4 separate regions of the Homo sapiens genome follow, and all the other regions are linked to region 4. Evidence: read pairs that join two places in POLR2A ChIA-PET (ENCODE). Cell type or tissue: PC-9. All regions are shown on one strand. Each heading gives the region's core, and the rest is flanking DNA. Links, peaks and the distances in the headings are about the cores only. Region 1 overlaps IRF2 (interferon regulatory factor 2). Region 2 overlaps RWDD4 (RWD domain containing 4). Region 3 holds the start of LOC101929996 (a long non-coding RNA gene). Region 4 has its middle 6.9 kb from the start of CDKN2AIP.

Region 1 (8,116 bases), core at 2,441-6,440, 1.0 Mb after region 4:
CTTTGCTTTTTGTTTCTTGTTTACAACGTTTCCTCGACGTGTGCAAGACGGAAGCCTGAACAACTGTCAGTTCCACTTGCTCGTACTTGGCTGAACACTGCAGTTACTCCCCTGGCCTCGGACTCCGGAGAAGAGCACACAGCACTGTCCAAGAACAGCTCCCACACTGAGAACAGAAACCGAAACCAGGGGTGAAGAACCGATCCTTCCTTCCACAAAGCCTGGACCAGGCAGCCATTCAGACTGCTCTCCTCGGCCCCCAACCCCAACCCAGCTCTGCCCTACAGCCAGAACACCCTTCCAAAAGCACAAACAGACTCTCATCATTCCACTGCCTAAAGCCTGTCCTTACCCCACAAGCCTCCAGCGAGGGGTCCGTCCCAAGTCTCTGCGTCTGTCACCCCTCAGCCTCAAGAGCATCCCCTCTCCCAAGCTAACTCTTACTCATTTTTCAGATTTGGCTTCAAAGTCACTTGACAGCAAACCTTCTCCATTTCACCAGGCCAGGCCCCCAAATCTGTAGACAAGAATCTCCATGAGGACCAAAGTCAATTCTGTTTTGTTCACCATGCTATTCCCAGGGCCCAGAGTACGGCAGAGGCCAACGCTCAATAAATATTAGTTGACTAAATAATGAACTTGCTATATACGCCCAGCACAGTGATACGCAATGACGGAAGGAGCTTGCAGCCTAGAAAGAGAAGACAGGGACACAGGCAATCACAGTGAGGAGAAGGATGAACTGCCATCAAAAGAAGCGTGCACCAATGCGTGGGAAATGCCATCTAGACAGGCAGTCGGGGATACCTTACCAATAATGCTTTAAATGACTTTAGGTTTTCAAGATACAATCTGGAATGTTGTTTATGTAGATCTTGTTTATTTTATACATGGGAATTCACTAGAAATGTACTGATGTTCACCAACACTGCGCTGGCCGTTACCAAGAACTATGGTATGTGGTTAGTATGGTGACCAAGCCAAAATGGAGCACTTCTGAATGTGAATGGGGTCTCATTAATACTGACACCTGAAACAGATATAAAGAGCGACTGTTCCTGGAAACACCAGGATGTGAGAAGCCTCTGGTTGTAGGGGCTAGGTATACTGACGCAGGCTCACCGTCTTCTATTCAAAATCTTGGGGCCAGATAAAGTCTTCAGAATTCAAAAGTGTGTGGATGTTAGCAAGATAATGCGGTACACATACCATATACCACAAGGAACAAAACACCCCGGAAAGTAATTAGGGCAGAACCCCTTAATCCAACACAGTTAATATTTCTGCAGTGAAACACGAACATTCACACTGATTGGGATAAATAAAAGCTATGAATAGCTTCATGTCAATTCAGGGCAGACTATCCTGCCAAATGAGTCATGATAATAACTTTCAGTTTCAGAGCATTTTGGATTGCAAATAAGGGATTTGGGGCTTGCAGTAGATTTCAAGTTATTTCAATCTTTGGAATATATTATTGTTATCACGCTACACGAAAAATCAGCATCATTTTCCTTAAACTGTATTTATATTACACATTAATCTGGCACACACTAGGCTTAATGTAGTGAATAATAGCACTGTTTAGTTCTGAAATGAAAAAATGTAATGCAAACTATTTCTGCTTATTAGAAAGTGGAAAAATACTTTTCCTAAATATTTTTATAAAATTTGAAATCTTAAGTAGCCATTTAAAAGTATTATTTCCTTTAAGTCGAGTTTACCTAACAATACGTATGTGCTTTACCTTACCAATCAAATACATAAAATACTTATAAAATAAGAAAAGCTTTAAATATTTAGATTCAAAATTTCTTTAAAATAGTCTCCCTAAGGTTCCTTTATGATGGCATTTGTAATATCATTGTTCTTTCTCCATGACATTCTAAATATTTGATTTAAAAACTAAAGTTATTATAAAAATACCTTTCCAAGGATCACGTTAAATGGCATTTGTTTGTTTGTTTGTTTGTTGCTGTGCATGCCCTATGAATGACATCCACACCGTCCACTGAGACCAGTACGTAAGCAACTGCTCCATTTCACATGCCCTCCTCCTCCACGGAAGCCCTGGTGCAAACCGAAAAGACTAAATACCCAGAAGCACAAATGCAAAAACAGACACAGGAATTGTCTGGCAAGTTTACCTCCTCCATTTCTTTTATCACGTAATTTTGAATCAAATGGCAAATATTATGCAACGTGAGAAGTTGAAAAGCACTGAACTGTTTAGATTCCATGGTACTTGGGTAGAAATTCAGTTCAAAGAGGCACATACTTCCTCATGAAAGTGTGAAGAAAGAAGAAACTCTAAAGGTAAAGAGGGTCAAGGTGAAGGGGCCCCAGAGACCTTCCTACCATAAGGGCCAAGGTACTTAAATCAGCTTCTACATTTGCAGGCACTGAATTGTTTATAAATATATACATGCAAAAGTCCAAAGTTGCTTCACAAAATTGTTCTCCTGATGTCTAGGGAGATAATAGTGGTGGTGGGGATTGTGAGAGCAATGACTATTCACTGGGCACCCATGATGCACTCAGCATTAAACTCTATACATTATCTCATTTAACCCTCACAGTAACCCCATGGGGTCGTTCTCATTACTATCCTCATTTTAAAAGGGTGCTCTGGCTTAGCCCATGCCAAAGCTGACTCTAGGTCATCAAACTCCATTATCATGAGAACTGAGGATCCAAAAATGGGCTTCATCTTCAGGGGTATTCTTGGTAATATAGAACCCCTGGGATATAGTATTTTTCTACATGTGCCATTGATCCTGAAACATAAATGCTAGGAAACTGGTTTCCTTCCCCAGCTGGCACTGGACACCACACTAGTTCCTATGGTTGTCTCCTCCTGTCAGGAAAGTGAACATTGAAGTCCCCCAGGCCCACAGATCAGAAAGAAAACACAAGCCAGAATGTTCCCTGGGGCCCTTCCCAACACTTTCTGCTTGCTCAGTCTTTGTTCAGAGTGAAAGGCAATTAAAAATACAAATCCCCCATAAACAGGGATGGAACAAGAAGATAAGTTAGCAGCTGTCTGGGACTCTTCCTAAAAGAGGAAGCCTTTTGACCCTGTATGACCCTAGGGTTGCACCAATAAAAACATACACATTTTTTGCAATCTCTCACACCAAATGCAGCAGCAAAGACAAGCAAGGGTTTAAAGCCTGAAATCCCTACACAATCTCTGTAAAACCTTCACACCTCTATTTGGAGACCCTCCTCAGGTGATGTAGGGACCCAGGCCAGGCCCAAGTCCCCCCAGCACTGCAGTCATGGGAAATGATGCTGGCAGAGGTGACAGGGGCAACGACAGCAGCACAGGGGCACAGGAGAGCTGAGCAAAGGGGCTGGCTCTCCAAAGTGACCATTGCTTCTTTCCAAATTATACCGCTGCACAAAGAATGCGAAGACCATAGGCTTCGGCCCAGGAAAAGCATTCTGCACCTGTCCTACCTGATGAATCAAGAAGCAGAGTGAAAGACGAGGCCATAGCCATATCCAGAGGCTCCCAGAAGGAAGGAGTCTCATCACAGCCTCTCTTTGCTCATGTTCTCATGCCGGCTGCCATGGAAGTGCAGACCGGGCGCAGCAACAACATGGACCGTGGAGCTCTGCGGCACTGCCTGCTTTCGCCCCCAGCTCTATCATTTAGCTGTGACTTTGGGCAGGTTACTGACCTTCTCTGTTCTCATCAGGCTTTGTGAGGATTAAATGAAGAAGCATGTAAAATAAGGCAATGCGGTGGCTCACACCTGTAATCCCAGCACTTTGGGAGGCCGAAGCAGGAGGTTCATTTGAGCCCAGGAGGTAGAGGCTGCAGTGAGCTATGATCATGCCACTACACCCCAGCATGAGCAACAGAGCAGGACCCTGTCTCAAAAAAAAAAAAAAAAAAAAAAAAAGGGAAAGAAAGAAAGAAGAAATAGAGAGAGAAGAAAAAAGCAAATAAACATGTAAAATATCTAGAATAGTGTTTTGCATCTTACATGCACTATGGGAGTATAAAATAGGTACAAAATTTCCAAACAGCAGCTTGGCCAAGGTATTAAAAATTTTAAAACTACACCCTTGGACCCAGCCATGTCACTTCTAGGAATGCTTCCCAAGTAATCTAATCATGTGTGAAACATGCTGTCTTAAAATTAAAAAAAGAAAAAACTACAATGATCTTGAAATCTGATGCAGATACACATGTAATATTCTTTTCTGTAAAAAACAGACAACATGAGAAAACTGTGAATTGCAGATAAATTACCTTCCAGATACATTTAAATTATGAAAATCTAAGAGTATTTTTTACTCCATCATTTTTTTAAAGAGCATTTTCTAGAAAAATTTATGCAAGGCCATTAAGACCTAAAAGGGTAGACTGACTTTTAAAAGTATTTTATAAATTGAAACTCATGCTGGGACCCTTAGGTGTGTTTGGCCCTGGGTCGCAGCATCTAGATGGCATCAGCCTCTGCAATTCAGCAAAGCAAGAATCATGCACAGATTTCAAAGCATATGGACTCGAGCACATACTGCATTTTCAAAGCTTCTTTCCATATGGAAAACGGGAAAAGAAGTGATCCTATATTTCCCTTAATCAGCACGTCCTCTGAGCACTGCCTTTGCAGTACAGGAGAAGTAACATGACCTCGAGAAGGCACAGCTCCTCCTCCTCAGAGTGCAGTAGGAAGTTCCTTTAAGACTGTGTCAGCCTGCAGTATGCAAGCCGGAAAAGACCTCTCAGTCCTCTGATGCAGACACTGGAGACGTAACAGTATAGAGAACAAGTTCAATAAGAGGAGGCACGTGGGAAAAGGGTAGACATCAGAGTGGATAACTGAGCCATGCTGGCTTGAGGAGGAGGAGCGTGGCAGAAACGGCAGGACCTGAATTACCTGAGCTGTTTGTGTCACCCAGTCACCTTTGACTTCATTTTTGAGCTCCACAGACCTCAAAAGGTGTGTTTTGCCCCTTCAGGAACACAGAAAAGACAAGGGGACAAGAGAGAGGAGATGTCAATGTGGTCAGTATTTGTGAAAAGTCAAATAACAGAAACTCAAAGAGCCAGCATACTGGAACTGGAACCTAAGAAAACCTATTTGCATAGAGCAACAAAATTGCTGCTTTCTGACTTCAATCACATCACTAGCAGACTACCTTGAAAACCAACGCCTTCCCAAAAACCAGTTGCCTGAAAATAACCTGTTCTGAAAGGTTGATTTGAAGGGCACTATCTTTTCCCCTGGATGAGAGTAAATGATTTCCTCCCACACTCCACATCCACAGGCTGGCCCTCAGGATCTGCTTCTTGCTGCCACTTTTCCTTTGAGGATTTCCTTTAAGCTGTCCCCTCTGCCAGGGAGCTCTCCATAAAGGTTACCAGCTATTCTTGGTGTTATTATTATTAATTATTATGGAGACATCCAATTTAACTCTTTATGTTCAAATCTGGTCAAGCTCCAGCACACAAACTATAAACTTACGCACTACAGTTTCCGCTAGTTTGATTCTATTCCTGGGATAAACCATCCCAATTACCAATGAATTCCAACTGGAAAAAGAGCCAAAATTGCTACCACTCTAAGTACAGGAATACCTCCGAAGCAAGAATCCATGTCTCCTCTGCAAGCTGCAGAACTGTCTTCAAATATTTTTGGAAGATACCTACTGCCTCTCACCAGTTTCCGAATGGTAGCCAGAGGTGGGAGGGTCGGATCTGGCATCCATTGGATGGTCACTATTTCCCCTCTCTGCCAACCCCTCCCAGGACCACAATGATTTCTTTTCTTTCCCTCTCCTTGTTAAAGCATAATATGGTAGTGGGAGCTCAGATTTGGCGTCAAGCACACCTGAACTGGAACCTCACCACTCACAACCTTCAACTTCGCCAAGCCATAGTTTCCTCATCACTAAACAGAGATCTTAATAGCAACTTAGCAGAGCTACCGTGAGAAGAAACAGATAAAGGCTAGTTTATGTTAGGAGGAAAAGTATGAGGTGAGATTTCCTTGGTCTCCCCTAAGACTTCCCCAAAGAAATTCCAAACAGTAGGGCCCGTGCTCCACCTAACTGCAGTGACTAAGTCAGTGTTCCACAAGGAGCAAGACGATGTCCAGGGTCCACCTTCTGTAATAGAAGCATATTCTCCACCCTGCACATTCTTGGCCAGATTAATCTCCCCAAATGGCTCCTGACCTTGCAGAAAATCCTTCCATGGTTCCACAACGCCCATTGAATAAAATCTGGACTCCTGGCCACCATAATTCATCCCCATCCCACCTTTCTAACCTCTTGTTCCCACTGATTCCCTCCACCTTCTTCTTCTAACCTCTTATCCCACTGATTCCTTTCTTCTTCCTCCCCTCCCCTCCCCCTTCCCTCCCTCTCCCTCCCCTCCCCCTCCCTTCCTTCTTCTTCTTTTTTTTTTTTTTTTTTTTTTTGTAGAGAAAGGCGTCTCCCCATGTTGCCCAGGCTGGTCTCAACCTCCTGGCCTCAAGTGATCCTCCCATCTCAGCCTCCCAAAGCGCTGGGATTACAGGCATGAGCCACCGCACTCAGCCTCCTTCCACCTTCTGATGCAACCAAAGCTTACAGCTTCAGGTACTTGGCAACGGGCTTATCTCTGTATAAAGTCCTGTGAGGAGGAGTCCCATCTCACTCATCCCAAAATACCGAGCACAGTAGCTTGCACATAATGACATGTAGTAATCACTCATTGATAAGAAAGTGGATGAATCCCTCCTGGAAAACTCACTGAGGGCAAGGGCTGAGGAGGATAAGGCGGATGATATTAACTATACGTTGTGATGGATAAACTTATGAACAAATGATAAGCAAAGGAAATAAAATGACTACAAAAAGCATGCAACCTAAAAAAAAATTTTACTATTTACATGCCATTTTCCGGGTGAATCCGGCTAAGGATGTTAATACACTTTTGAATTACGTTGGTTCAACTTTTCATTCCAAAAACCTTACCCCGAGCCAACCGCATGAAAATCGCTGTGTGCCAAGCATTATCTAAAGCTCTGTGGAGTATACAAAGATGATGAAGACATGATCTCTGGCCTCAAAGGACTTACCCTGCAAAGACGAAGGTGGGCACGTCAGTGTTAAAGCAAGCTTTCAAGCAAGACGTGGTGTCCCGGAGGTGAGACTCGAAGCCTGCCAGGAAGAGCACACCGGAGTGGGTGCCTGCCCTGCGGCCGCACACCCACCATCACTGATCACACTGATCACGGGCGTCTGACACACTGGGTTCGAGTTCCCTCTCTGCATCAGACTCACCCCCATTAGTTCATTCGCCTCACAAAAATGTGACTCTGCACTTCAAATAGATGAATTTTTTTCAAAGGCCTATGGGGAAGTTTTAATATTTTATGTAAAAACCCAGAAGAGAGGACTCTGGAAGGCTTCCTAGAAGAGGGGGCATCTGAACTGGGCCTGGAAGCCAAGGGATCCTCAGGTGGAAGGGAAGAAAGAACATTCCCAACAAAAGGAAGAACAACGACAAGGGCAAGAGAGGGGTGGCGCCCGCGTGTCCGAGCCATTGGTGATACGAAGAAGCTGCGCCACGGGGAACGTGAGAGCCGCGGTGGAGAAACTGCTGGAAGGTTTCCCTGAAGCTGCGAGTTCAGAGTCAGCCATGTGTCCTCGCACCTCAGCGAGGGTCCCTGCCGACTGAGCGGAGGAAACCCCTCGGTCCAGCCAGGGCACACACCCGGCTGACGCGCTTTCCTGCGGCCCGGTCCGCCCTCCCTACCGGGAAACCGGGTGCCTGAGCCCAGGGGCACCAATGTCCTGCAGGCGCCTCTGTGTCTGGACAGCAAATAACAATTGGAGGACCAAGTCAGTCACTGCAACTGAATTCAGCCAACACGTACTGAGGGTACCGAGTCTACGCGAGTCCTGTGGCTCGGCCCTCCACAACATACAACCGGTTCAAACACGGCAGTTAGTGATAATACAGTGGAGACGGTGAAATACTGAAATAAACCACAGGAATATCTAGGCCTTTGAATAACATCTTCCAATTTATCGCCCCAGGGAAGTGAAGAGTCCGGCAAACATCCAGTCAATGCCATCAAGGCAGCCGGTCACCCCAGCTGTGAGGGCC
Region 2 (8,116 bases), core at 3,509-7,508, 200 kb after region 4:
ATTAGGCTCTTTACAAACATTTTCTCCAATCTCTTAAACAACCTTGTAATTTACGGTACTCTTGTTCCCATCAAGGGATGAACCCCAACCTCACAGAGGATGGCCAGAAGTAACAACACCCAAAGGAGATGACCGAGCAAGCAAGCCGATGGACTTGCCACAGCGCATGGTTGCCGGCAGTAGATAAGACTTGGTGGATCCGAGCGAGACAATTCATTACTCTCAGCACAGCACACGACAGCAGCTCAGCATGACAGAGCTTGGTCTCCTGACCCCAAGTCCCGTGGCACAGGCCAGGCTCTGCACCTTTGATAGCAAGTGGTAACAATCCAGTCTCCTCCCTATGGGACAAACAGTGGCCTGGCAGTCGTGCTGTGGTTGCCTCTACGACTAGCTACACAAATGGCTACACCCTGGTCAGAGCGTGGTGGGCCCTGCAGGTTGGCATAGTCTGCAAAGACACGCAGGGTCCCGGGGCCCGTGGTGGACTGACTCTCTCAATAATTCTCCACTTTATAGTGGAAAGACATTATTTTCTTTTTTTGTTTGTTTTTGAGACTGAGGCTTGCTCTGTTGCCCAGCCTGGAGTGCAGTGGCGCGACCTCGACTCACTGCAACCTCCGTCTCTTGGATTCAAGCGATTCTCTTGCCTCAGCCTCCCAAGTAGCTGGGATTACAGGCATCTGCCACCACGCCCAGCTAGTTTTTGTATTTTTAGTAGATACGGGGTTTCACCATGTTGGCTAGGCTGGTCTCGAACTCCTGATCTCAGGTGATCTGCCCGCCTCGGCTTCCCAAAGTGCTGAGATTATACAGGTGTGACTCACCTTGCCCGGCCGAAAGACATCATTTTCTTACATCTACACAAATAATGTGGCAGGGTATGCATTCTCGTACATCCCCCTTACTCTGATGCAAATGCTTTTCTTTGATCCCCTGTCTAATCCGGCTCCTTTGACCCAGGACATACCTGAAGATACTGATGAGTATGGGCAAGTAATGACACAAGACTTTATCCCTGTACATGGATCATTTCACACAGACAAGCACAGACGTGGAAACAATTTCTAGAAGTGGAATTTCTGGACCAAAGGCCTTTGTGATTTTGATGGATATTGCTGAATTGTCCTTTGTCAAGGTTGCATTAGCTTACACTCAAAACAACTTGTGAGAGAGAACCGGTTTCCTCACACCTTTGATATGTCACCAAGCTATTCAGTCTTCGCCAGTGTCACAGGAGAAAAACAGAATCTCCCTGCAGTTTTAGTTTCTCTTGTGATGAGGGTGTGTCCTTTTGTTTAACATAAATTTACATTTCCTTTTCTGAAACTGTCACATCTAAGAGTTTTTTATGTATAAGTATACTAAAAGTACTTTTTCTTAGTTTTATTTATGCAATTTTTTCCACGCACAATTTTTTACATTTATGTCATCAAATGTAACATTTTCTTTATGGCTTCAGAGTCTTGTGTCATACTTTGGGAAGGTTGTCTCATCCTGAAACTATTTTTAAAATCTCCATTTCTTTTCTTTTCTTTCTTTTTTTTTTTTTTTTTTTTTTTGAGACAGGGTGTTGCTCTGTTGTCCAGGCTGGAACACACGGGCATGATCACAGATTCACTACAGCCTTGACCTTCCCAGCTCAGGCGATCCTCCCACCTCAGCCACCTGAGTAGCTGGGACTACAGGCACATGCAACCACACCAGGCTAATTTTTAAAATTTTTCGTAGAGATGGAGGTCTCACTATGTTTCCCAGGCTGGTCTTAAACTACTATGCTGAAGCAATCCTCCCATCCTGGCCTCTCGAAATGCTGGGATTACAAATCCATTTTATTTTAAAAGTTTTTTTCATCTCTCTGAATTTACTGCGATGTTAAGAGTGAGATAGGAGTACCTTTCCTTTTTCCCCCAGTGGCTCTTTGGTTCTCCAATACCATACATTGAAGAAACTGCATATTAAATTTTCTCATATATATATATTTAGGTCTATTTCTGGGCTCTATTTTCTTTCATTGATCTGAGCAGGTATCAGCACAGTATCACTTTAATTCTTGCTGCTGGAAATGTTTGACTAAATTTTATTTTTATTTTTTTTGAGATGGAGTCTTGCTCTGTCGCCAGGCTGGAGTGCAGTGGTGTGACCTCGGCTCACTGCAATCTCCACCTCCCCGGTTTAAGCAATTCCCCTACCTCAGTCTCCCAAGTAGTTAGGACTACAGGTGTGTACGACCACACTCAGCTAATTTTTGTATTTTAGTAGAGACGGGGTTTCATTATTGTTGGCCAGGCTGGTCTTGATTTCCAGACCCAGTGATCCGCCCGCCTCGGCCTCCCAGAGTGCTGGGATTACAGGCTGAGCCACTGCGCTGGGCCATGTTTGACTAATTGAAAGAACTAAACTCACATCATCACTGTTTTTGAAAAAAAATTTTTTTTTTTTGTCTATTCTGGTATGCTTAGTTTTCCTTAAGAACTTTGGAGTCAGCTTTTCTTTCTTTTAAAAATCCAGTTGCAGTTTCACTGGGATTACCTTACTTATTTATAGGATTGCCTTATTTATAGGATCAGTTAAACAAAACTAGTATCATTATCAATTGATTTTTTTTCAATTGCTTAGGCTAAAATCCAATTTGGAGTTAGCTTCGATGCCTCTAGCTCTCCCACATCCTTCGTTGGATTCACCAGCAAGCCCGTCAGCAGTTCCTTCACTATATATCCAGAAACTGACCGCTTCTCACCCACTCCCACCTCCCACCCTTGTCAAGGAATCGTCATTCTTCACCCACTTCCTCAACAGCTTCCTAACTGGCCTTCCTGCCTTCCCTCTTGCTTGCCTATTCTCAACACACAAGTCAGATCCCCTCACTCCTCCGCTCAATACATACCCTCTGAAGGCTTTCCGCCTCACTCAGTAAAAAGCAGACTTGGAGCAGAGGAAACAGCCAGAACAAAGGCCACAGGCAGGATCATGTTGGGGAAGACGAGGGGAGGGCCAGAGCTAGCAGGAGTCTATGGCCTTAGAGACTAGTTCACGCTAAAAGTAGCCGAAACTAGTTACCCCCGCGGGGTGGAGATTGTGAGAGAAGGGAAAAAGATCTTTTTTTTACAAAATTAAAAGCCCTGCAGAACTACTTGCCTTCTAAAACTATCTACATGTATGACTTTGATAAAAATAAAAAATAAGAAATTTTAAAACACTGACATATAAAAAGAAAAATATAGAAACCAACGGAAAAATGTAACAGATGGTATTTGTCAGCATGCAGCGGGAGTTCAGCTTTCCTTCAGCAGATGGACGGACATTCTTATAACCAAAACTGCATGATTCCTCAGTTATCATGAGAATTTCAAACAAAAAAAACTAACATCTATCAATTTAAAATTTGTGAGATGCCCGTGGGAGGTAAAGAATATTTTGTTAGTGTAATTTATCAAGTGAAATGGCAAAGTGACAATGGTAGGTTTAGCGATCTTCAGAAAAACAGAAGGGGGAGGAAAAGGTTTGATAGTTTTTTTGTTTTTGTTTTTTGAGACGGAGTCTGTCTCTGTCACCCAGGCTGGAGTGCAGAGGCACAAACTCGGCTCACTGCAACCTCTGCCTCCTGGGTTCAAGCGATTCTCCTGCCTCAGCATCCTGAGTAGCTGGGACTGCAGGCCACCCAGCTAATTTTTTATTTTTAGTAGCGATGGGGTTTCACCATGTTGGCCAGGCTGGTCTCGAACTCCTGACCTCAGCTGATCCTCCCGCCTTGGCCTTCCAAAGTGCTGGGATTACAGGCATGAGCCACCACACCAGGCCAATAGTTTTGTGTTTTAAAAATAATCATACTGTTGCGTAGATATTTGAAAAAAGTGTGATTTTAGTAATACAAAGGATAGTGAAGAGAATATGAAAGCTAAAGTGTTGGCTTTCTGCGAAGAAGCCTCAGAGATGAAAATCTCCCGTAGGCTCCAGGGTCCAAATCTTCGTATGTTCCTTCACAGATGAGACTGACTGTAAGCAATGCAGAACACCTACTGCCCTCTGTAAAAACAAACATATGGCATGCAGCGTCTTCTTGCCGTAGGAGCAGGAGAATGAAGAGCCGGAGCAGTTAGGAGGAAAAGCTTCCTCCTTAGTCAATTCCACCGCCATGTTAAACACAAAGATTTTCCCCGATTGCTTTGTGTACTCTAAAAACTGCCCCAGTGTTAAACTTTTAAGGTTGATTTCTAATCACCCAATTATGAAGCAAAATATTTTAAATCTGCATCCCCCCCTCCACTCCCCAACAGTTTCCTTCTTTTCTAAGCTGGATTCTCTTTCACTAACAACAGAGCATAGACGTAGTTTGTTATTTAAAATATCAAGAATAGTTTCCCAACAGGCCAGACTTCGTGGCAGGCAGAGAAAAGGACCTATTATAGATCCAGAAGGCTGCAGCCAAACAGGCAAGATCACTTAAAACTTCCCAGGTGCCAGCAATAACAAACAGAAAACGGGCAGGGGTGGGGACGCTTCCTGCCTTACTGTATCACCACAATCAACCTATTACGACAATTTATTCTGGAAACTAGATTTATACAGGAAGCTCAGCAAGCAAAAATGGTATTCCTCTAGAAATGGGAAAGTTAAAATAATTTTCTTATTTTTGGTTCTCATTAGTGAGAAATTAAGGCTATTAAAATTACTTATTTATTCAGGCATTGCCTCTTAAAATGTTCTCAGCTCTTCATATAAGCAAAAATTATCATGCAAGAATTTTCATTATTACAAATTTACAAAGTCATTAAAGATCTCATTCTCAATCAAACACTTGCTCCTCTCCTCATATTGTGCAATGTAGCTTTACTTAATTGATCTTCAGGAATAATGCAAAAATCAATGATAAAAGTCCTTAGCCCTTTGAAAGGCACATTTTGTGCCTCTGAAAATTAACAATCTTCATATAAAAGTCGTTTCATCTTTCGCGTGCTCTGATCAGTGGCTTTCACACTTTTTTCATGACTCATTTTAATAAACTTTACATAGTGACTCAGTACCCATACATGCACACCCCAAACTAAAGTTTTCACAGGGAAAAAAAACCCTCTTACAACAGGTAGTGCATGCTGGTATTTTCTGTTCAATTCTATTGTCTCCCATTCCATTAAAAAATGTTAGTAAAGACCCCTAATTAATTTCCTCACTAAAGGAACACAAATTTGAAAATCACTCTGGGTTACATATTACTTATTTTTTTGTCACATTAACTGAAAATACTGAAATTTTGAATCTTAGATGTCCAATCCCTCTTGTTCTGTTTTCACTCTGGAATATTCAAAGGTAAAAACACGCAAACACAAATCTCTATTGTTACTACATAGCATGACTTTTATATTTATTATTTATTTTTGAGACAGGGTCTTGCTCTGTTGCCCAGGCTGGAGTGCAATGGTGTGATCTCTGCTCACCACAACCTCCATCTCCCGGGTTCAAGCGATTCTCATGCCTCAACCTCCTGAGTAGCTGGGATTACAGGTGCCTGTCACCACGCACAGCTAGTTTTTTTGTATTTTTAGTAGAGATGGGGTTTTGCTATGTTGGCCAGGCTGGTCTTGAACTCCTGGCCTCAAGTGATCTGCCTGCCTCGGCCTCCCAAAGTGCTGTGATTACAGGAGTGAGCCACCACACCCTGCCAAATTTATGGTTAAAGCAATCACAGCCAGCCCTCTGGAAACACTGGCCGAATCCTCAATACTGCTCTCTTCTGGGAATCTGGAGTCCTGGTTACTCGGGAGCCTAGGTCCTGGGGAGGCTGCAGTGAGTTATGATCGTGCCACTGCACTCCAGCCTGGGTGACAGAGCAAGACCCTATCTCTCTACAAAAAAAAAAAAAAAAAAAGAAAAGAAAAACCCTCCGAAAAAATTCCAAGATCCAGGGTTAGGCACATCTACAGTACCAAGCAGGGCTTGGTGAAAGCTTGAATCAAGCAACAAATAAAAAAAAGCTGTGGCCTGTGACAAAACGGTGTGGAATGATTCTAATGCTGCAATCAAAAAGAGAAAATCCAAAGTGCCGGCCAGTACCCGTTTCATTCCATAGGATATTTAAACATATCAGATTTGTCAAGGTTCACTGCAAGTGTATTTGTCATCTTTAAATTCAATTTCAATTTTTTCATTTCAAGAAGTTCTCTTTGGTTTTCAAATCTTCTGATAATTGTCTTGTTCCCCATTCAGTTTATTTATTTAAAACACACTTTGAGTCTGTAGAGTATCACTATACCCTTGTGGCTCCTGTTCCCCTAAGATTTTTGGGCAGGCTCTCATGCCTTGCTTTTATGTATTGTGATTTTTGACTGTGAGGACACATTCCATAAACTCTTTATGGGGCACCTCACTGGTGGTCTGGGTTCAAGTTGAGTTCTGAAAGAACAGAGATGTGTGTTCATTTCTAACAGTTACCTAGAGCCCCTACTGATTTGGTTCAACTAAGATATTGGCTTGAGGTTTTGTCTGTTTTAAAATCATACATAGGGGGAGGAATTTGGGCTGAAATCCAAGTGTGAGGTAACTTGGGGGCACAAACTGTCAGGAGTGTGTGTGTATCCATACTTATATATGTGTATATATATGTATATACTTATATTTTACTCTTCCATCCAGAACCAGTTCCAAGACAGAAATTTCCTCAGGGCTCGCACTGGAGGATGGGCCTCAGTCTTACAGATGTGTCGGGGGTATGACTCCCTAACCTAGGCTGATCCTGGCCTTCATCTCTTGTCTTCTGGGCCCTTGAAGCTGAAAACTAAAGCTGTCCTTAACCTCTAGGTTCCAACTTTCACTGAATTTTTTGGCCTCTAGGCATTCCTTTTCTCCTGTGAGCTCATTTGAAAAACATTTTTTAATCCAACATTTTGAATAGTTTCTAGTAGGAGGGTACATCTTGCACCATAAGGCCATGCAGATTTATAAAATCAACAATTCTCTCTGAAGTGATCTGAAATAAAATGTGTAGAAAAATCGCTGTGTATAATTCAGACTTTATTGCTTATTAATTATGTCACTCCACAAAATTTTAAGTAAACAGACATTGAGAAAATATACTGGGAGTGTTAAACAGATGACGGCAATATTGATGAGGCTGTTCAAGTGTTTTACATAAGGTAATAAGAGGTACCACCATCACCAGAACCCCTACAAATTTTTACATTTCATATAAAAAGAGTAAAAATAGTTCATTGGCATGTAACTAGCATCATTCTCTGTAATCTATGAGCCATAATAAGCCTGAACAATTTCAGTCTCTTCAGAGCAAAACAAAGTATTTTATTCCACTAGCAGATGTTTCTCCAAAAACAAAAAACAAACCAATACAACCACAAATACTACCCACACACAACCCTGAAACATAAGTTGCCATATTCCAGTGGTCCTGAATTTTAACATGTTTTGCTCTACATTAATTCAAGAAATAAAATGAGAAACAGCTTTGAAAATGAGATTAACTCCTTTGCTGTAATTATACTTACTCTATAATTCAAACTATTTAGCTGAAGTCAGTTAACGAGTAAAAACCGCGGATACAGCTCAAACTGCTCTTAACTTCTTTAAATGTTTACTGTTCTATCAAAACTCAGACCCAAGCTGCACAGGTGTAACTTGAGGCACTAACAATCTTCCTACCAGACGTAATAGTTTTATGTGTTCTTAAAGCTGGGCGCATATACAAAATCACTGTACATCACACATAAACATCAGAAACTTTTCTTGGCACAACTAGACCAATAGTTTCCTCTATTATTATTATTTTTAAATCAAGCATGTGTAACAGTTCAGCATTTAAAAGACTCCCATGTATATGATTAAAAAGATGCTCAGGTTGAGAAATACATTTGAATACTTGAAAAGACACTCCAAAAAGAAACAAGACTTGAAATGTGGTTTTATGTTGAACCATTTAGGAGACCTCAGTTATCCAACAACTAAAAGCACACAACAGCAGATAAATAGGATTTTATTAAAATCAATGTCTCCAACAATACAAAAACTAAATATTAAGGCATCTTTTACTCCCATCCTGGTATATGCAAGAGAAATGTTTTAAGAAAGGGCCAGCATTTCTTACTAAAATGCTTTCTAGTGTATTTGG
Region 3 (8,116 bases), core at 2,428-6,427, 100 kb after region 4:
CCGGGTTCACGTCATTCTCCTGCCTCAGCATCTCGAGTAGCTGGGACTACAGGTGCCCGCCTCCAGGCCTGGCTAATTTTTTGTATTTTTAGTAGAGATGGGGTTTCACCGTGTTAACCAGGCTGGTCTCGAGCTCCTGACCTTGTGATCCACCCGCCTTGGCCTCCCAAAGTGCTGGGATTACAGGAGTGAGCCATATCCAAGCCCGACCAATATAAATATTTTTAATATACATATACATACAGTGGACCCTCGAACAACACAGGGCTAGGGATGCCAGCCCCCACACAGTTGAAAATCCACATATAACTTTTGAATCCTCAAAAATTTAACTACTAGGCCTGACGTGGTGGCTCACACCTGTAATCCCAACACTTTGGGAGGCCAAGGCAGGAGGATTGCTTGAGTTCAGGAGTTCAAGACCACCCTGGGCAACATAGTGAGACCTCATCTCTGCTTAAAAAAACAATAAAAAAAAAAAATAAAAAAAATAGCTGGATGTAGTGCCACATGACTGTAGTCTTGGCTACTTGGGAGGCTGAGGTGGGAGGATTGCTTGAGCCCAGGTGGTCGAGGCTGTAATGAACTATGATCATGCCACTGTCCTCCAGCCTGGGTGACAGAGTGAGACCCTGTCTCAAAAAAAACCCCAAACACCCCAAACTTAACTACGAATAGCCTACTGTTGACCAAAAGATTTACCAATAACTTAAACAGTTGATTAACACATATTTTGTATATATATTATGCACCATATTTGCATAATAAATTATAGAAAAGAAAATATTTTAAAAATCATAATGAAGAGAAAATATATTTACTATTCATTAAGTGGAAGTGGATCATCATAACGGTCTTCATCCTCGTCAGCTTCATGTTGAGTAGGCTGAGGAGGAGGATGAAGAGGAGGGGTTGGTCTTATTGTCCCAGGAGTGGCAGAGGTGGGAGAAAATCTGCATATAAATGGACCTGCATAGTTTGAACCTTTGTTGTTCAAGGCTCAGCTGCTTGTATGTGTGTGTGTGTGTGTGTTTGCGTGTGTGTGTGTGTGTGTGTGTGTGTGTGTGTGTGTTGAGGTAAACCCTCTGCTTCAAATCTTGCAATAGCATTTCACTGTCAGTGTCAGTACAATGAAGCTGAAACTCATTACCATGGTCCCTGTTACCTCTGACTTTTCCCTGTAACCCTCTCCCACTCACCCCCTAGGATTTGACCACAGTGTCTTGATTATGCAGGGATAACCAAAGGCGTCTATTTTAATAGTCCCAGCAAAGAAAGGGGGCATGACCTGGAGCAATGGGGGTACATAAATATCAGAGAAAGCTCAGAAAGAGACACAACAAATAGGTATTCCTGGCTTTCTACCTTATTCTTTATGAGTCTCGATTTTAAATCACAGATAATGACGAATTATCTGAAAAGGCTTAAAGGAAAACCCGAGTCTGGGTTTGTTGTGTTGTGAAGAAAAAAGCTTTATTGGCTCGTGGTTCTGCAGGCTGTCAAGAAGCAGGCACCAGCATCTGCTTCTGGTGAGGGCCTCAGGAAGCTTCCACTCATGGCAGAGGGCAAAGAGGAGCGGCATCACGTGGCAAGAGAGGATGGAAGAGAGACAGCTAGAGAGAGTGGAGGGAGGTGCCAGGCTCTTTTTAATAATCAGCTCTTCTGGGGTCTAATAGAGGGAGAGCTCATTCATTACCATGAGAACAGCACCAAGCCATCCATGAGGGATCCACTCCCATGACCCAAACATCTCCCACCAGGCCCCACCTCCGACACTGAAACCACACTTTAACAGGAGACTTGGTGGGCCTAACAAACCATATCCAAACTATAGCAACCAGGTTGTGACTGTTGTCTTTCAGAAATGAAGAATTGGGGGCCGGGTACAGTGGCTCATACTTGTAATCCCAGCACTTTGGGAGGCAAAGGTGGTGGATCACTTGAGGTCAGGAGCTCAGGACCAGCCTGGCCAACATGGCGTAACCCTGTCTCTACTAAAAATACAAAAATTAGCCGAGCATGGTGGTGTGTACCTGTAGTTCCAGGTACTCGGGAGGCTGAGGCGGGAGGATCACTTGAACCTGGGAGGTGGAGGTTGCAGTGAGCCAAGATCATGCCACTGCACTCCAGCCTGGGTGACAGAGCGAGACTCCATCTCAAAAAAAAAAAAAAAAAATTGAAGAACTGGCTTTCTGTTGATTATTCTAAATGGTGGCAGTTGCTTATTGAAAACCACAAATTCTGAACAGCCATGTTGTGAGCTCTTCATTTGTTTGTAGACACAGAAATTTTAGAAAGAAAATGTAGATGTTGGATACAAAATATTGAAGGAAAGCAGCAATCAGGCCGCAATCTGCTTTTTCCCACCTGCCTGTAGATCTTCTCAGGTTATTGCTATTTAGCTTTCATGAGAAATTACCTGGGCAATACTAGGTATTATTCAGTCAGTGTCCACACAGGCGTTTGTGATCACAAGGAAAAAATGGCAAAAATGAATTTTGCTTTTGAGACAGGGTCTTGCTACGTTGCCCAGGCTGGCCTTGAACTCCTGTGCTCAAGCTGTCCTTCTGCCTCAGCCTTCTGAGTAGCTGGGAATATAGGCATGTGCCACCATGCCCGGCTCAAAAATGCATCTTAAATAATTTTAAAAGATTGCCCTTTAGGGTTTGTCCAAAAGGATACACGAGAAACCAGAATCAATGCCTGCCTCTAGGGAAGGAAACTAAGGGACTGGAGGTCAAGAGTAGGAAGAGGATTTACTTTTACTGTATATCTTTTCATGTATTTTGAATTTTATATTGTGCTTTTGTACTACCTACTTATAAAAAAAATTGACTGGGTGTGGTGGGAGGCTGAGGCACTTGGGAGGCTGAGGTGGGAGGATGGTTTGAAGCCAGGAGTTTGGAACCAGCCTGGGCACATAGTGAGACCCTGTCTCTACAAAAAATTTAAAAAAAAATTAGATAGGCGTGATGACGCTCGCCTGCCTGTGGTCCCAGCTACTCCGGAGGCCGAGGTGGGTGGATCACTTGAGCAGGAGTTTGAGGTTGCAGTAAGCTATGAGTGTGCCACTGCACTCCAGCCTGGGCGTGACAGAGTGAGACCTTATCTCTAAAAAGAAAAAGAGATTAATTTTTATAAAATGACAGCTTAAGAAGGCCAGAAACAAATCTTATTTGTTTATGTTTTCTGGAATTACATATGTACATTTAAAAAATTTTTCCCAGCTATTTGGGAGGCTGAGGCAGGAGAATCACTTGAACCCGGGAGGCAGAGGTTGCAGTGAGTCGAGCTCATGCCACTGCATTCCAGCCTGGGTGTGACAGAGTGAGACCTTATCTCTACAAAGCAAAAAGAAACTAATTTTTATAAAATGACAGCTTAAGAAGGCCGGAAACATCAAATCTTATTTGTTTATGTTTTCTGGAATCACATATGCACATTTAAAAAATTTTCCCCAGCTACTCGGGAGGCTGAGGCAGGAGAGTCACTTGAACCCAGGAGGCGGAGGTTGCAGTGAGTCGAGCTCATGCCACTGCACTCCAGCCTAGTCAACAGAGCAAGACTCTGTCTCAAAAAAAAAAAAAAAATATATATATATATATATATATATTTTTTTTTTTTTCCAAAATGGGAAAATGGTTTGCAGATTGTAGAATTATGTGCGTGGCCCTGGGCATAGCACTGGGAGCCTGGGACTGAGGGCAGTGATGCCTGACCTTGGAGCTATCCAGACCTGGGCAGGTCCTGCTGCTACCGTGCATTCTACTGCTCTCAGCTGTCAAACATGGGACCACACGGGGTGATCTCTGTGGCCCCCTGCAGCTCAGATACTCCATGAATGTCTTCGCCCATGCGTTTCACAAAGTGGAAAAGTATCTTTTGACCTATGAGAGGAGCTGCTTCAATCGGTGTTGCTCATGAAATTTCATCTCAAAGCCTGGCTGAGGGCTTGATTTCAGAGCTGAGCCCACTGAGCCCCACCAGCTTTTCACACCTGCGAGGTTGGTGGATTTCTTGATCAGTTGAGACTCGCACGGCTGCCGCTTGCTTGTGATCTACACGCCTCCACTTGCCAACCCACATGGGTTGAATCTGAATCTGAATATTAATTCCACCCTCGGGAGCCAACACATACGGAAAATATTAATGCTTCCTTCAAATGGAACTTTTTTCCCTTTAGAAACAGATTTTTAAAGGAGATTCTAGGTACTGTGCTACCAAAAGAAAAAAAGTCATATTTCCAAATGTGCATCGCGTCATTGTACTGTAAAGAAAAAAATAGTGTTTACTTCAGGGAAGAATGAAAACCAAGTCAAGCTTTTTCCGTCAACGCTACAATTGTTAGCTTTAACAAACAGAGCGTGCTATCTCCTTGAAACAAACCCAAGAACATCAGTGTCCATGGGACCCACGTGTTGTTTCATCCCTGCCGAGTCTGCTGGGCTGAAACACAAGCCTGGGTTCTTCACCTCTGACCCTTACGAGCCTTCCAGTGCATTAATTTCAAGTGTGGAACCTGGGCCAACGCTGCTAAGGCCATATCTAGTTAAAAATGTAAACACAAAGTCTCTGAGACCAGGAGGGCACGTTCTCATGGTAACTGCGGGCTGCCTTTCTTTTCTCTCTGAAGTCCTTAACTGCTTAACTGATGTGCAATGGACGTGAGGGAGTCTCCTTAAGGGAGGGTCTTTCCAGAGGCCTTTGAAGGCATTTACATTTAGAAATATTATGCCTATCAAACCATATCTAATATTTCTGTCTCTTGTTGCCCGAAGTCTAACAGTCTAACAAATGTAGTCCATATAGTTAGGCAATGCTGGTTCCTATGTTCCTTTCCCTTTTGCTGTGTGGGGCTGGTTTGTCCTGATCTAGACTCTTAGGTATGAAGGAAAAGAGTGAAGAGGATTTACTCTAGCACTGATGAGGCTAATTGGGATAAAGCTCAGAATACCTCAATTAAGGGGCTCTTCAAGAGGCCGGATTTGTTGCAGACAGCTTCAAGAATGTGGAATTCAGCCTTCTGCATTCCCCTTGCACAGCCCCCGAGCGCCAGAAGGAGAATCCACTGGCTCCTCAGGGAGGGTGGCCATGCAGAGAGCAGCTCAGGGCTGTGTTTGCTCCTGTCAAAGCCACAGACCTGGCTTGCTGGCTTATAAGGGATTGGGGGCAGCCAGAACAAGGGTGTTTGAGAAAGGAATATTCAAGAGGAAAAATCTATTCATACAAAAACCCACACGTTGTGCACATGTACCCTAAAACTTAAAGTATAATAAAAAAAAATTTTTTTAAAGAATACAAACACTCAGAGTATGGCAGGTGCTTTCCTGTCGCCCTTGGCAAGAACCCGTTGGGGGCCATGAAGAGTTTGGGGTCCTGAATGACCCTCTCCCCCCACTGTTCTCCAATTCCTCTTCTTGTGAAAAACAAATTGATAAGTAAAACAGCAGCTCTTTCCAACCCAGGCGCCTCCATGCTCTGTGAAAGGGACTCCAGAAATATGAGTTTTGGGACGGCACTTTTCTGTTTCTTTTTACATGTCATCGTGGAAGTCCCTTTCACCTCCCAGGCTGAGGCACAGGTCCATTTTCCCACAGATCTGATTCTTATGCTAGGGTAGGGAGCAAAGCCTTGTCTTGTGTATTGAAAGTTATCTTGCTGCTGTGCTGAATTCACTGATGGTGTGCACAGCATGAGCTATCAATTATACACTAATTATATGACTGACTTCATTATCTCCCTTCTGAAAATATGCAGTCTGTCCCAAACAATTAGCACTGAATTATTTCCCTATATTGTTTCCTAATTTTTCCATATGTTGGTTTTCACTCTTCAGCCAGACTACACACCTCCGGAAGGCAGAGACGGGGACTTGAAGTTCTTTGAACTCAAAACATGGCAATATTTATTGGTCCTAATACTGTCACTGGCAAGGTTGGTGTTTTAGGGAAGAGATGATAGTGTAAGTATCAACTAATCTGAATTCTTTGGGTGAAGGCTGAGCAAAACTGAAATAGTTTTAAGAAGAAAAAAAACAAAACTGCAGGATGTTTAGTTAATTTGTTCATCATTCAAGTTCCCAGAGAACAGGGATCACGTCTGTCTCTTGCAGTGTTACATCCCCAGCACTCAGCCCACAGTTTCACAAGCAACAAACACTAACAATTATTTTTAATGAATGAGTTAATGAATACATTTCTTGAGCTTCTGTTATGTCTAGGTCTTGCGCTAAGTGAAGATACAAAGATAGTCTTCTCTCTTCAGAAGCTTTCAGTCTGGGGAAGAAGAAGAAAGGCAGAATTGAAAACAATTGCTATAAAATATGAAAGATGCAACTCTGGGTGCAGTGGCACATGCCCGTAATCCCAGCACTTTGGGAGGCCGAGGCAGGCGGATCCCCTGAGGTCAGGAGTTTGAGACCAGCCTGGTCAACATGGTGAAACCCTGTCTCTGCTAAAAGTAGAAAAATTAGCCAGGTGTGGTGGCGGGCACCTGTAGTCCCAGCTACTTGAAGGGCTGAGGCAGGAGAATCGCTTGAACCTGGGAGGTGGAGGTTACAGTGAGCTGAGATTGCGCCATTGCACTCCAGTCTGCGCAACAAGAGCAAAACTCCATCTCAAAAAAAAAATAATAATAAAATAAAATAAGAAAAATGCTGTCTGAATTCCATTCAAAGTGCTTTGGATTCAGAGGAGGAAGCTGCTGACCATTTAGGGGAGTCAGAGAAACTTCATGTTTAAAAACACAGGCACAAAAACATTGGATGGATTTTGAAGGAAGACTAAGCATTTGCCAGCTGGAAAATGTGAAGACATTCTAGGCAGAGGGAACCGCTGGGGCCAGGTCAGACAGCTGTGAAAGGCTGCATTTTCTGGGAACCCTACAGCTGTCCCGAAGGCTAACAAGGTGTTTTGAGGCAGGTGGATGAAATAAGACAAGTAAGTTGGGGCATGTTTGCAAGGGTTTTAGGATTGACACTTGAGACAATGGGGAGCTGTGAAAGTTTTTAGCAGGGAATTGATGTGAATAGATTTGGATTTGGAGAAATCACTGTGGACAGCGTAGTGAGGAGACTGGAATGGGAGAAACTGGAGTCGTCCACCTCAGGGTGATCGTGGCACCTTGGATTAGAGGCCGTGGGATGGGGGATGGAGGGAAGTGGACTAATTTGAGAGCTATTCAGAAAGTAGAGTCATTGGAAGACCAAGTGGCTAGTCGGACGTGGGGAAGTGGGAGGTAGGAAGACAGGAGTCCAGAATAATTTCTAGTTTCTAGAGTAAATTAATCAAGAACCCAGAATAAGCAGCAGGACTGGTGTGATGGGGAAAAGAAGTTTTCAGTTTTGACTGCAATGAAAACCTCTTTTGCAAAAGCAGCGTCCTCTCTGTTTGTGCTGACTTGGGATATGCTGTTCTCGTTCAGACTGCAGGGGAATTCCCCACTTTGTGGGGAGGGAAGAGAGATTTCCCTGATGAGGTCAGGCTAGGACATGAGTCGCATGGGGCAGCCATTTTGGAAGGAAGACATTTGTCCACGTGGAAGCTGTAATTCAAAATGTGGACTTCAGCAAGAGGAAACACCTAGCTCTCTCTTGAATCCGGGTTTCAAGAAGCACTCACCAGATAGCTGCACATCAGACTGCAGGTAGATTGCAGCCTGTAAGACTCAGAGGAGGACATATTTTATAAGCCAAATAATGTAGTTATATTGTATCATGTGCTTTTTTTGTTTTTCTTAGTCTTGAGCAGAGAATTATAAAAATACTCTAGTCCTACTGTTAACTGTGCTATTATGTCTTCGAGAACATAAAATGAATAGTATAATTCTTCCTTCCTTCAAGCCAGTGAGAAATAATAACAATTAGGGGAGATCTCTGCAGCACATATGAATTTGGGACAAAGGCTCTCTTGTAGAGATTCTCCCCCCATCGCCAGCATTAAAAGATGAGGCTTTATTTTGTTAAGGTAGGCATTTATGTTCTTAAACAGATATGTTATTTGAGATGCCTCGGCTACATCATTCAGAATGTCTACTAGCAAATACCATCTCCTGCCTGCCCTCAACTAAAAAGAAATAAAACATCTACATCATTTAACTTATCTTGCCCCAGTTCTAA
Region 4 (8,116 bases), core at 2,803-6,802:
GAGTCTTTATGTCTAGCTCAGGGATTGTAAACACACCAATCGGCACCCTGTGTCTAGCTCAGGGTTTGTGAGTGCATCAATCGACACTCTGTATCTAGCTGCTCTGGTGGGGCCTTGGAGAATCTTTATGTCTAGCTCAGGGATTGTAAATACACCAATGGGCACTCTGTATCTAGCTCAAGGTTTGTAAACACACCAATCAGCACCCTGTGTTTAGCTCAAGGTTTGTGAGTGCACCAATCGACACTCTGTATCTAGTTGCTCTGGGGGGGCCTTGGAGAACCTTTGTGTTGAAACTCTGTAGCTAACTAATCTAATTGGGATGTGCAGAACCTTTGTATCTAGCTCAGGGATTGTAAACGCACCAATCAGCACCCTGTCAAAACAGACCACTCGGCTCTACCAATCAGCAGGATGTGGGTGGGGTCAGATAAGAGAATAAAAGCAGGCTGCTCCAGCCAGCAGTGGCAACCTGCTGGGGTCCCCTTCCACACTGTGGAAGGTTTGTTCTTTCGCTCTTTGCAATAAATCTTGCTGCTGCTCACTCTTTGGGTCCACACTGCTTTTATGAGCTGTAACACTCACCGCAAAGGTCTGCAGCTTCACTCCTGAGCCAGCTAGACCACGAGCCCACCAGAAGGAAGAAACTCCGAACACATCCGAACATCAGAAGGAACAAACTCCAGACGCGCCACCTTAAGAGCTGTAACACTCACCGCGAGGGTCGACGGCTTCATTCTTGAAGTCAGTGAGACCAAGAACCCACCAATTCCGGACACACAATGGTGATGCTAAGTCCACAATACTATGACCCAGGGCCACTGAGGCCAGGCCAACGCCCAGTGAGCAGCGGGACAGTCCACACACATCAAGCTCCTCTCGTGAGTCTAAGCTGAAGCCTTCGGCCACAGTGTATGACTCTACCTACTTGCTTACTAAAATGTGCCACCAGAGGCCTTCCCCCACGATAAGAAGTAAATTCACAGCCTTGGGGGTGATATAACCGTGTTCTTTTCCCTTCCTTTCTGGTTCTAGTTTCAGGTGGCAGTGATAAAAGGAGTGTTCTCCTCCTCTTAAACTCTAGATTGGAAAAATAAATGAATGTGAATAGACATCCCCCACTCTTCATTCTGTATCAAAGCCCTGGGGAATCCATTTTTACCACACTGAGTCTCACTGAAGTCAACCGCGTAAGCTCCTGCATTCATTTCCATGAGACTTGGCATTGTGGAAATAATTGGATGGCACTGCCCTCTAACACTCCTTTCAGGAAACAGAGAAAATGTGCCTTTGCTAGTAGGTGGAGTGAAAACTCGTCTGAGTGCTGGTAGGTTTCACCCTGTGTTTTCAGTATTGTCTTGTCAAGAGCAGTTATTATCAAGTCCCAAATGAGCCTGGCAGTACAACCCTCAATAAGGTGTTTAAAACTGCCTTCCCTAGTGAGAAATAAAACACTGCTTTTGTTCTCGTTTTTAAAATTGACTGCATAGTATTACCACTATCAATGAGGTGTTTAACATCAAAATTGTCTTCCCTGGTGGGAAGAAAAACGTTTACTTTGTTTCCTTTCTTAAAATTAATTGAGGTTTTTAAAAACTTATCCTTATTCAACCAACTGTCGCATAAAGGGGAGAAGAGACGAAAATGGGATTTTAAAATATTGTCTTTGGTGGCCCATCAAAGATTGTCAGCACATTCTTCCTGTTTAGGCCACTTGCTGAGCACTTTTCTTCGCCTTTGCTTCATTTCTCCCCCATTATATTTTATAACCTTGGCCTCATCGGTGCAGTCCTTGGTAGGGAGCTAATCATAAGATCTTTGCAGGAATGACTACATTGATCCATGTATTGGTTTTTTTGTGTTTTTGTTTTGTTTTGTTTTGTTTTAGATGGAGCCTTGCTCTGTCACCCAGGCTGGAGTGCAGTGGTGTGATCTTGGCTCTCCTCTACCTCCGCCTCCCGGGTTCAAGCAATTCTCCTGTCTCAGCCTCCCAAGTAGCTGGGATTAGAGGCACATGCCACCACACCCACTAATTTTTGTATTTTTAGTAGAGATGGGGTTTCACCGTATTGGTCAGGCTGGTTTTGAACTCCTGACCTCAGGTGATCCGCCTGCCTCGGCCTCCCAAAGTGCTGGGATTACAGGAGTGACCCACCGTGCCCGGCCTGATCCACATATTCTTTATTAGCTTGCAAATTTTCCACAAGGCTGCTCTATCTATTCTATAAGGTTAAAGAAATTGCTTATGAAAAATTAAAAATCAGCCTGTAGTATTAATACCTAAGGGGGCTTTGGCAGATATGGCTAAGGATGCTCCTTCCCTCATTTCCTCAGGGGATTCCGGGGGCGGCTCTAACCTTTAAAACTGCCTCTGCCTGCTTCTGCCTCTGCTCGAGGCGTGGGAGTTCTATGGCCATTGCCTTTTACAAGATGCAGCAGAGAAGAGAAGGCAGGAGAAGCAATGCCCTGGCTTTTATGGGCATAATAACAGGTTTCGGAGGACAAATGAAGACCCAGGCTACCTCATATCCAGATAAGAAATTATCCAATGGAAAGGAAAACTTGAAGGGTGAGGAGGGAAGCTAGGGAATTCGACTGCTGGTATGGTTCCCAGAAGAGAGGCCCCTTGTCCTGCCTACCTGTACCTCCAAGGCCGAATTGCAACTGGCCAGCGGGGACGCGGCGGTGGGGTGGGGCGGGGGGGGGGGGGCGGGTGGTGCGGGGAGAAAGGGAAGCAGAGAGGTGGGGAAGGATGATGGCAATTTTAAAAGGTTTGGGGGACCCATGAGTAAGGTGGCCATGCCCATTCCCAGCAGAAGCCAGCGAAGCTGCAAGATCTGGAGCATCCATCCCTTCTCCCTGGCACGGCACAGAGGAGTAGACTAGAAATGACAGTGTGCCATGTGTGGGCAAGTGGACTGAGAGGGCCTCAGAGAGAACCTGTGCTCCCCAGCACAGTGCAGTAGGCGATGGAATGTTCACCCGTGCCTGAGAGGGGCATGAGCACAGCAGGGAGAGTCACCTGACCTAAAGAGGCGCTGCTACAGGGATGAGGAGGAAGCAGCAGTGGCCTTTGTGGGCCAAAACCTGGTGGGAAGATGGCTATTTCAGGGGATGCCTGGGAGCGCCTCACCTTGTCCCTGACCCTGCCTTTGTGCCTCAGCACTGTGTCAGCTCCCTGGAATGGATACTCAAATTCGTACAGAAGGAAGTAAAATCTTCAGGTGACTGAAATTAAGTTTCCACCATTTGGTAGGATGGGACCTTAAAATAGAAAACAAATTTAGGCCGGGCGCCGTGGCTCACTCCTGTAATCCCAGCACTTTGGGAGGCCGAGGTGGGTGGATCACCTGAGTTCAGGAGTTTGACACCAGCCTGGCCAATGTGGTGAAACCCTGTTCTCTACTAAAAATACAAAAAATCAGCCGGGCATGGTGGTGTGCACTTGTAATCCCAGCTACCAGGGAGGCTGAGGCAGGAGAATTGCTTGAACCCAGGAGGCAGAGGTTGCAGTGAGCCGAGATTGTGACACTGCACTCCAGGCTAGCGAGAGAGCAAGACTCTGTCTCAAAAAAAAAAAAAAAAAAAGAAAAGAACAAAAATTTAATCAGAGGAAAATACTGTAGCTACATTTGTTTACACACCTTGAAATTATGGACAGAGATTTGTACCTACCATACTCAGAATTTATTTGAAAAAAAATGTTCTCTGCATAAACAACAAACAATTATTAAACTTTGTCAATATTACCAAATAAAACCTAAAATGTTTCTAAAGTTCATTAATTGGATTTAAACTATGTGCCTTTATAGACATCATCTCGTTTATTTCTTATGATTCATAGGTGCTGGTATCCCCTTTTACAGGTAAGGAAACGAAGACTTAGAAAAGTGAAATAATTTGCCCATGGACACAATGATGGTAATTAGCAGAACCAGAATTCCAACTCAGGAATGTCTGACTCCCAAGTCTATATTTTTGATCACTAAATTAAGCTCTATGCTGTTCTTTCCTCTGGCTTTCTAGATCCCTCCAGGAACATTCCTTTCTGCTTCCTTGGCTGCTCACATTTACAAGGCAATCACACATTGATGAACTGGAGCCCTGGGTACAAAGAAGCACAATTTTTTTTTTATCCTTCCTGCTCCTAATTCCCAAAGGGCCCAACAATTAAGTGGATTATTGTGGTCATAATCTTAGTTTTTTGATTTAACAAGTCTTTTTTTTTTTTTCTTTTGAGATACAATCTCACTCTGTTGCCCAGGCTGGAGTGCAGTGGCGCGATCTCAGCTCACTGCAATCTCCGCCTCCTGGGTTCAAGCAATTCTCCTGCTTCAGCCTCCTGAGTAGCTGGGATTACAGGTGCGCACGACTATGCCTGGCTAATTTTTGTATTTTTAGTAAAGACGGGGTTTCACCATGTTGGTCAAGCTGGTCTCAAACTCCTGACCTCTGATCTGCCTGCCTTGGCCTCTCAGAGTGTTGGGATTACAGGCGTAAGCCACTGTACCTGGCCTGGATTTAACAAGTCTTAGCTCAGTTCTTATTTATCTTTCAGTCACCACACCTTGTGAGTTAATCATTGGACAATAATCAGCTTGGACAGTAAGTTAACCACTCTGAACCTAGGTTTCTTTGTCTACGAAATAAATGCAATCTCTAAGGTCCTCCTCCAGCTTAAATTTTCCATGATTCTGAAGAATCAGGATCAAGTTTATTGGTTTATGGGAAGTTGAACTGCAGTTCTCCAAATACCAACTCTTCTCTGATCTCCATCTCTCTCGTAGATTTAAATCCCCCACATTCTGGGATGAGGGATAGGTGTAGAGCTTCACAAAGGGATGGGAAAATAAAATATAATAATATCTCACCTTGTCGGCATGAGGAGGAACATGAAGACTAAAAAGATGAAATTGTCTTCCTTAAGGCTCTACGAAACAGCATATAAAAATGTAAAAATTGGTATAAAAAGGTTTTTCACTTTGGCTAAAATGGAAGCCATCCTGACAGCAGTGCCTCTTAGAATTGCCTTGTGTCATTTAAACCTGCTTACTACTATCGTTTCTTTAACATCTTTTCTGGTATTTGGCCATCCTTCTATTCATATTGTTTTATCTCCATTTCCTTGAGTGTAAATTCTTTTATTTATTGAGTTTGTTATTTTCCTTGCATGATACTGACCTTACTCAGATATTTTATCATTCTTAGGGCGAGTGCATGACTCAGACCTGTACAGTCATTTCATACACCTGGATAGTGTTTATGTAAGGGATATATGACTCAACAGGACAAAAGAACTCCCAACAGAACCTTAGGACGCTGGCAGAAACTACCAGGAAAGAGAAGCTCTCTTGCTACTGAAGTTGCTGAGCTATGAAGAACGTATGCTGTGAGCTAATAGGAAGCATTTTGCCACTCCGTAGGAAGAGCTTGCCTGAGACTGTAGAGACAAGAGAAACAGGTTTCCTGACTATATTGTTTCAGTACCTGGATCCCACAGTCGGGGGAGAGTCCCCCTCGGGACTCTGAATAACACAGCCAATAAATTCCCTTTTTGTTTCAGCACAAGCCATTTTAAATCATAATTTTTTGTCACTAGCAACCGAAATTAATCAAACGAAAATCTGTGAACCTGTAGAGAAAGTCCATAGTTCTCTAACTTCACATCAGTAGATGCCCAAGGGGCCTTTCTGTTTTTTCGTTTTTGTTTTTGTTTTTTTGAGATGGAGTCTCACTCTGTCACCCAGGCTGGAGTGCAGTGGTGCGATCTTGGCTCACTGAAACCTCCGCCTCCCTGGTTCATGCAATTCTCTGCCTCAGCCTCCCAAGTAGCTGGGATTACAGGCGCCCGCCACCACTCCCGGCTAATTTTTGTATTTTTTTAGTAGAGACGGGGTTTCACCATGTTGGCCAGGCTGGTCTTGAACTCCTGACCTCAGGTGATCCACCCGCCTCAGCCTCCCAAAGTGCTGGGATTACAGGCATGAGCCACCGCGTAGAGGTCAATTGCGACACTACAGGAAAAGAAGGTAAAGTGGAGTCACATCTGACTTCCATTTACATGCTGGTTTTAGAAACTCACCCCCATGAAAGATATAACTTCGCAATCTACTTAATCCTCACAGCAGCAAACAAATTTATTAACATTTATTAATGTTAAGGCTTAATGTAAAAACAATGGCATAAATCCTGCAGGTAAGTAGGAAAACTTCAGAATTATCCATCTGCTGTCGATTTATCACTAGAGATTAGATTTTATCCTGAACGCATATTTTGGGAATATCTAAATATCTGTAATATGGTCTCTCCAGAATTTTCTTACATGATGTGGAAATCAAGAGCTACCTGCCTGAAGTTGATAGATTTAAAAATGATGATTAAGTATAATATTTGAATTTATGACAGGTAGCCAACGGGAAAACAATAAAAGATAACAAAAATTAGGAGAAAAAAGGGGTAGTGTAAATGATATGGATTTCTCAGCTTCAACATTCAGGAGTGAAATAAGTACTGCTTAAAGTTGAAAAAATAAGAAATGGAAGTATAAGCATTTAATTTGGAGTTATGAAAATAATCACCCAAAGAAATCAAGATAGAAATGACATGAATGCTGATGTCCACAGAGTGGGACCAGGTTGAGTGAGGGAGATTGTTTGCTTTCATTTATGCCTCTTTTTTTCTACTTAGATGTTTCATTTTTGTGTGCACACATTATATTTTTATTTTATTTTAATTTTTGAGACAGTCTCCCTTTATCGCCCAGGCTGGAGTGCAGCGGTGCGATCACAACTCACTGCAACCTCGACCTCGTGGGCTCAAGTGATCCTCCCACCTTAGCCTCTTGAGTAGCTGGAACTAGAGGTATGTACCAACACACCCAACTATGTTTTGTATTTTTTGTAGAGACAGGGTCTTGCCATGTAGACTAGGCTGGCCTTGAACCCCTGGGCTCAAGTAATCTGCCCACCTTGGCCTCCCAAAGTGTTAGGATTACAGGTGTGAGCCACCACGCCCAGCCTGTAATTTTAAATTGGCCAAAAAGACTATGTTCATCTAGGCAGCCTGCTCTTCTGCCCTCTAAAATATCCATTGCGAGCATTCTCTGCACCATCAGATGGCCTCCATGTCAACGTCTCAGCTCCAAACTTACAAACGTCTTCTTTTAAAACAGAGGAAGTGTCTGCCCACCTAAGGTTAATCTCTCCACCTGTGTGTGGATCCCAGCCACACCTATGTCTGCAGAAATTGCTAATTACCCTCTTTTTCTTCAGATCCTCAAACTCTCCTTTTCTGTGAGTTGCCTTCAAGCAGTGGGCAACATGCTCAGGCTACTCCCATCTGAAATTGAAGCCACCTTGACCCCATGACCCTGTCCAGCTTCCTCTATCTTCTCCCCTTTACAGCCAAATATCTCCATTTCCGACTCCTGAACTCACTCTGATATGGAGTCTTCATCACTGCAGTAAAAACGGCTTTTGCCAAGCTCACAGGTGGCTCCAGTCCGTAATCAGACTGTTACTACCTATCTTCATCCTACTTGATTTCTCAAAGCTTCTAACAGAGGGGATCACTCTTAAAACATTCTCTTACTTTTTCAGAACATCCCACCTTATCACTGTAATTTGGCAGATTTGTGTCCTCACACATCATTAGCATAAAATATTTCCCCTCACCATGAAGTATTTCTCACATCAAGTCATAACCTTGGCCATAACTGGAGTATTTGCTCCTCACAAGCCTCTCCACATGCAGACCTTCCTGCCAAAGGCTTTCTTGCTTCCACAGTCACATCCAGGAACAGGGGCAATCCCTTCATGTTGCTCCATGGGAAAGCCATCTGCAGAAAAGCCAGCTTGCCGCTGGAATTTTTATTGGATGTCTTCAGAGAGATATGCTACAGAACCAGTTTCAGTGAATGGGCTTCCACTTACAGCAGAAAATTTAATCCTGTGAACTCAGTCACTTGTTTGAAACTCAATTTGGGATGATAGTGGATCTTTCTCAATTCATTAGAATTCTCTCCCTTTTCTCCTCTGAGTAGATTTCTAGTGAGGGCAGTGGTGGGGTGAGGCTTGGTTATCATCCTAGCATTGTCTTGTGCTTTCTTCCCTGTGGG

The links. ChIA-PET counts read pairs that join two places held together with the same protein. Peaks named below come from ENCODE experiments on the same cell type or tissue, not always from the same donor. Only the 100,000 strongest peaks of a DNase experiment are listed, where the experiment ranks them.
Region 1: POLR2A ChIA-PET joins it to region 4 with 5 read pairs; 1 of 35 experiments calls an interaction of 5 or more read pairs at or near these places.
Region 2: POLR2A ChIA-PET joins it to region 4 with 14 read pairs; 4 of 35 experiments call an interaction of 5 or more read pairs at or near these places.
Region 3: POLR2A ChIA-PET joins it to region 4 with 16 read pairs; 2 of 35 experiments call an interaction of 5 or more read pairs at or near these places.

Annotation. Positions count from the first base shown.
Region 1 is chr4:184,448,885-184,457,000 of GRCh38, forward strand. The region is part of intron 1 of IRF2 (interferon regulatory factor 2); the gene reads right to left. Among named protein-coding and RNA genes, the nearest start is that of IRF2, 22 kb to the right of the region's middle. RefSeq lists an enhancer at 4,622-4,681. In PC-9, for the core only: no CTCF peak of the experiment used is centred there; a DNase peak (open chromatin) is centred at 4,737; H3K4me3 peaks cover 664 bases; H3K27ac peaks cover 902 bases.
Region 2 is chr4:183,632,648-183,640,763 of GRCh38, forward strand. It overlaps RWDD4 (RWD domain containing 4), which reads right to left. Exons shown (of 8, transcript NM_152682.4): 8 at 6,988-8,116. Among named protein-coding and RNA genes, the nearest start is that of RWDD4, 22 kb to the right of the region's middle. In PC-9, for the core only: no CTCF peak of the experiment used is centred there; a DNase peak (open chromatin) is centred at 5,014; H3K27ac peaks cover 1,777 bases.
Region 3 is chr4:183,536,820-183,544,935 of GRCh38, forward strand. It overlaps LOC101929996 (a long non-coding RNA gene), which reads left to right and starts at 6,803. Exons shown (of 4, transcript XR_939540.3): 1 at 6,803-6,938; 2 at 7,423-7,644. RefSeq lists enhancers at 686-1,252, 4,233-5,028. In PC-9, for the core only: no CTCF peak of the experiment used is centred there; no DNase peak of the experiment used is centred there.
Region 4 is chr4:183,433,630-183,441,745 of GRCh38, forward strand. No RefSeq gene overlaps it. Among named protein-coding and RNA genes, the nearest start is that of CDKN2AIP, 6.9 kb to the right of the region's middle. RefSeq lists an enhancer at 4,368-5,567. In PC-9, for the core only: no CTCF peak of the experiment used is centred there; a DNase peak (open chromatin) is centred at 5,262; H3K4me3 peaks cover 570 bases; H3K27ac peaks cover 2,100 bases.